Regions from separate parts of the Homo sapiens genome. Here region 2 is linked to region 1. The links are chromatin contacts, found by Hi-C or POLR2A ChIA-PET in ENCODE. All regions are on one chromosome and are shown on one strand. The core of a region is the stretch at or near the end of the contact, and the rest is flanking DNA. Distances in the headings are between cores, read along the strand shown.

What was found. Hi-C counts contacts between places; a loop is a spot of excess contacts on that map. ChIA-PET counts read pairs that join two places held with the same protein, here RNA polymerase II (POLR2A). Pooled maps may share reads with other maps.
Region 2: a map of PC-9 shows a loop between it and region 1 (6-fold over the local background). The contact joins two enhancer-like sites. A Hi-C loop is called at or near these places in 14 of 168 maps with a recorded cell type or tissue (B cell, PC-3, PC-9 and 10 more), 11 of 37 single-sample maps with no recorded cell type and 15 of 50 pooled maps. POLR2A ChIA-PET finds 5 or more read pairs at or near these places in 2 of 52 experiments (PC-9 and activated B cell).

Annotation. Positions count from the first base shown.
Region 1 is chr13:40,401,129-40,403,828 of GRCh38, reverse strand. All of the region lies in intron 6 of LINC00598 (long intergenic non-protein coding RNA 598), which reads left to right. Among named protein-coding and RNA genes, the nearest start is that of LINC00598, 79 kb to the left of the region's middle. Within about 2 kb of position 1,273, at least 25 of the 41 ENCODE cell types and tissues checked have a DNase peak (open chromatin) inside an H3K27ac peak, as active enhancers do; they include PC-3, PC-9 and ascending aorta, where a contact is called at or near this core.
Region 2 is chr13:40,452,321-40,455,020 of GRCh38, reverse strand. All of the region lies in intron 5 of LINC00598 (long intergenic non-protein coding RNA 598), which reads left to right. Among named protein-coding and RNA genes, the nearest start is that of LINC00598, 27 kb to the left of the region's middle. Within about 2 kb of position 1,305, at least 8 of the 41 ENCODE cell types and tissues checked have a DNase peak (open chromatin) inside an H3K27ac peak, as active enhancers do; they include PC-3, PC-9 and ascending aorta, where a contact is called at or near this core.

The sequences.
Region 1 (2,700 bases), core at 24-2,523:
AAAGTTTGGAAAATCTCCAGAAAACAATTGTTAAAACTAATCTGAAACAGGCTGTAAGTGGCATGGGAGAAGTGCGAGGTGTGGACACGGGCAACCCTGCCATGAGATGGAGGTCTCTGAATGTCGAAAGCGAGTGATCTGCAGATGTACAGTGCCCACGGGGCAGTCAGCCTTTAAGGGCAGTGTGGGAACATGCAAAGAACAGGACCCCAGGCTCCCGTTGCAACCAGGTCAGTCCCTGTTTTCAGCACCACTGGGGCGGCCTCATGGGGAAAGAGGGTACAACGGGGCTGGAAGTGAGTTTAATGGGGCTGCGATTCGGAAGCTGAGGGTTTTAGTCCAGCAACTGCTTAGTTGTTCCCGTACAACTTCATGTTGTTAAACTACAAGGTTCAGTCCTTGATCAGTTAAATAGGAACAATGCTGTAAAACCTCTGTCCAATCTACTTCACAAGCCTCCTGGCAATGCACATAAAAGGGCTGCATACATTCCTAAGCTGGGACCAGGAAGGGTGGGAGGCAGACGTTATCCTGAAGACAGACAGAGAGCTAGTCGTCTACATTTTACCATGTCACCTGCCTGGGAACCCTCCGCACTTGCCTGGGCCTAGGGTCCAATGGGCTTCCTGTCTCTGACCAGAGGTCGGGAAACAGCTCTGTGCGGGAGTTGGCCGATCTGCTGAGTGGGGTCGTCCTGGGGTTGATATTTGTTCTTAGCAACAGGCATTTCAAATGCACAATGCATGATTGTAGCCCTTGGAATGCAGCATTTTTGAGCAGCGAAGTACAGGTTGCCAACTGTAAAATATCACCATGTTCACACTGGTTCTAAAGACAAGCGGAGAGAAGGGAATAATTCTATATTAAGACAAACCTTGCAATCTACCCTCCAGAGCCTTCTGGAAGAAATTAGGATCATTTTAAAAAGGGCTGCATTAACACAGTGGGGCATTCATTCCTTTTATTTTATTCCTTACATATTCACAATTGGAAAATTTTTATCATTCTGGAGTTATTAAGTAGTATGGGGGAAGGATTACTTATTTTTGCATGTATTTTTGAAGGAGGCTTTCCTTATTTCTTTTCATGTTAAAAAATTTACCCTTTCTGAAGCCTTTTTTTTTTTTTTTTTTTTTGGCGTATGTGTGTTTCGCAAAACTTGGCACGAGCATGAGAGGCTGACCTTTAACTTGAGGAGGAGGAGGAAGTGCAGTGAGGGGCAGCTGCGGAGGGCGTGGAGGAGGCAGGATGACTCAGTGTCTCTGTAACGCCCTCCTCTCCCCTCTCGGCCCTGGGCCAAGTGTGTCCAACCAGTGCTGCATCAGAGAAAGAAATCCTGCAGAAGTGACCGCTGTGGTAATGACAGCATAAATAGTTCCTCTTTTGAAGTTTTAATGCTCCTGAAGCTGTGGGAGAAACAGTCAGCTTTCAGATTCCTCCCTCGACTACTGGCAAACCGTGAAGAACTGTGTTTTCTCTCCAAGACACACCAGAGTGGTTATAAGGGCAAAGAATGATTGGACTTTAGAAGCCGAAAAAGGACTAGAGGCAGACAAATGGACAGCATTTCAGGGTGGCCCTGGGTTCACAGTGACCTTGAACCTTCACCTAAGTTTTTGGCAGCTGAGTCTCCATAAGAGGGGACAACTGCATTTACTATCGGAGAACTGCAGTTTCTCTCTCTGGCTGAGTAGAGTTGGTCTCTGTCTATGGGGCATCCTGTGGTCATCTCTCTCTGCAATGCAGGAAGCTCTGTCTGCCTGCCCCCTTTCCTACCTAACTGAAATTGAGGGGTAATTGCCTCCTGCACCCATATTTTCGAAATCTCAACTCACATACACACCATCTTTTGCTCTTGACTTCATAACAGCAATAGTAGAATGTCATTATCTTTGTCAGCAATGGCAAAATCAGCAAAATGAGCACTTACTGTGTATAAGCCTGGTCAAAGATAACAGACGCAGAGAGAGAGAGAGAGAGAGAGAGAGAGAGATTCCTTCAAGGGTCTTACAAGGTATTTGAGGATGAGACCATTATTCTTTCCCCAGCACGACACTAAAACTCTTCTCAACAAAGTTGTAAGTGACCTGCTAATTGCCAATCCCAGCAAACACTTCCCAATACCTTCCTGAAATGGTTGACGTGACCTCATTATTTGAACACCCTTCCCTGAATGGCCAAGACAGCACCCTGCCTTGGCTCTCCTGCTACCTTCTCACACCACACCCTGAGGTCAATTCTTCCTCCATCTGTCCCATAAATGTAGCTGCTGTTTCTCAGGGTTCCACCTTTGGTCTTCTTGTCAGTCCTCAATTTTCTTTTTTCTTAGTTACTTTGCCTAATCCTGGAGGATGTGAATTTACATTTTAACACATTTCCTAGAGGTACTGATATAAATCCCAAGCAGTTTTGAGACTCTCTGGACTTCTTCATCCTTCTAGTTCTTAGCATCTGCATCTATAAAATGGGGATGATAATGGTACTTGTTTCATTGGACTGTTGTTAGGATTCTATGTAAAGCACTTAGAAGAGTGCCTGGCACATAGGCAGTTTTACATAAATATCTGTTGTTAAGTTTGGGCAAAGGCCTAATAGAAAATAAGTTTTTGAAGGAAAGTTGGGGCCTTTTGCAGAGACAGATGGTTCTTTCCCCAAATCTAGTCTCTCCTTCTTCCAGAATCCCCCTGTGGCACCCAGTAT
Region 2 (2,700 bases), core at 56-2,555, 51 kb before region 1:
TTAATAAATCAATTTATATAACACATCACCTCAAGGGCATAGGAAAAAAATGATAAGTATTTCAATATAAAACATTTAAGAACCATTCCTAAATTTAATAAAAAAGCAAGTATTTAGCAAACTACATAACAACATTATTCCACCAAAAAATGGATTTTCAAGAAAAATAAGAATTGGAAACTAATCCTATGAACTTCATTGAAAGACAGTTCTTTTATATTTAAATAATGGTGGAGACAGCAACATTACAGTTTCCCCTTTCTTTTTATTGATTAGTTTTAGCATTATTAAATAGCAACTAATTAAACTGAATAATTAAGAAATCAGACGTGAGATAAGAACTCAAATGTTATTCATATTTTAAAAAACTGAACATCTTTGTTGAACAAGTCTGGTATTTCTGACAAAATGGGATTTTATATCCTTTGAGAGACTTAAGGTCTCTCAAGTTGCTAAGTTTTCAACCAGGCCACTGGTTCCTTGATGAAAACCATAAAACCATTGGCAGATTTCTAAGGGAAGACCTTATCTTCAGGTTTCTGAAATAGAGTTAACATTCTCTAGTCTCTGAAAGACAGAGTTAGTATTTGTAATATTGGCTTTTTTATTTAATGAGAAAAAGAAGGGAAACAAACATTAGATAGGTTAGCTTTCTATTTCACCTACCATTTTTCTCAGAGGGAGCTGCCAGTCATGGTATTCGATATTGTTACCAAGAAAATCTTTGTGTGTGTCAAGCAGCATCCCTGTTTTCAGTGAGAGGTGACCAGATAAACTGGAAAGTATTTTATCTGTCTTTGTGACACAGATTATGTGGTTGTCGTTTTTCACCAACTTTCTTACTAGATCTTGAAAATGGTCTTGGTCCAGGCATGATAGCTCATGCCTGTAATCCCAGCAGTTGGGAGGCCAAGGAGGGTGGATCGCTTGAACCCAGGAGTTTGAGAACAGCCTGGGCAACCTGGTGGAACCCCGTCTCTACAAAAAATATAAAAATTAGCTGGGAGTGGTGGTATGCCCCTGTGGTCCCAGCTACTTGGGAGGCTGAGAAGGGAGGATCTTTTGAGGCCAGGGGGCGGAGGTTGCAGAGAGCTGTGATCACGCCACTGCATTCCAGCCTGGGTGACAGAGCAAGACCTTGTCTCAAAAAAAGAAAGAACATGGTCATGCTGGAGCCAGCATTGGAAGAGATAAACCGCAAACCTGTCGGCTTCCCACATCAGTCTAATTGAGTTGTCTGACAGGAGCTGCCTGGAGGCAACTGAGAGGTAAAGACTATGTCTTCCTGTGCCAAAAACAATGGGGTGTTTAAAATATCCCCCAGGGCATTTTCTGCTCTGTTTTATTTGCCTGGTTAAGAATTCTGCTCCAAGAGAAACAGATTTGACGAAGATCCATGAAGTGAAATTCAACCCTATGTTTCATTTCCTACTTTAACACAAGAAGCTTGGCTTTTGCTTAGTGGGAAAAATTATTCTACATTCAGATGATACTGAGAGATTTCATATGTGTATCTATTTGCCTTCCCCCACCGTGGTGAAGCCAGTGGTTCCAAACACTTGAATCATCAATGGAAGGCCTTGTTAAAACACAGATTGCTGCTCCTCCCCCTGGGTTTCTAGGGTGGGGCCTGAGAATGTATATTTCTAGCAAGTTTCCAGGCAATGCTGGCACACCTAGGCCAAGGGATCCTACCTTGACAACCACTGCTCTAAGCAAACTTGCGAGTTCAGTGAAAATGCTTATAAAAGTTCTTAAATATCTTAGTTGTCTCATAACACAGTTTCTCAGGCATGTGAAAACTGGATCTGAAATGTACAGTTGGAAGCCCAGAATAACATAGGCTGATGGGGCAATCATAGGCAAGTTCCAAATTAAACAGGCTGATCAGTTTCACAGAACACACACCTGAACGACTCCAGTGAATACAGGGTTGGAGGCACCTCAGCTGTGAGGTAGGCTGTGTCATGACTGAAAGCTTGTGTGACATAGGAGTGTGTCTTGCCTTCCAAATGTGGGCTTCACTGCAGCACCTCTGGGGGAGGACATTGTCATGGCTCTAGGAGCTTATGGAAGGGCAACAGCACTGCCGTCCTCAGGCTGAATCACCCATGGCATTAGCTTTGTAGCATGCCTGAGAAGGACCTGGAAGTTATTTCTCAAGCAACTGAAACACACAAACACACATGCTTTTAAAATGCCCATTTTCTTGGAGCTGCCTCTTGTGCCACTTCTTATGGGACTGGAGGAAATGGCTTTGTCTCTACTACTCAGGGTCATGGTATAAAGAAGCTCATTTTCTTTGCCAGCGCTAAGCCTGGCTGAAGAGGCGAAGACCCTTCTCTCCAGCCTGTGCTCAGGAACAGACGGTAGCCTCCGTTACGCAAAGACGGAACTTCAGCAGATTTGTTATGGAACCCAGCACCAGGCTAGAACTTCTGCTGGTCAGTCTTCAGTGCAGGGGTCATACCACAGGGAACAGCACTCAACTTCCTCCTTCAAACTGTGTCCTGAACGACAGGACCTTCAAGCCTCAGGATATACATGGGAGGAAATAAAACTTCTTGATTCCTCCTGTGGCTGGGGGAACCATAGAGAGATCAGTCCCTTGCAACTGTCCCTGGGGACACTTACTGAGCTCCTGGACTGCCAAGTGCTGCTGGCTCCCCATCTGAATACTGGAACCAAATTCAAGCTGGT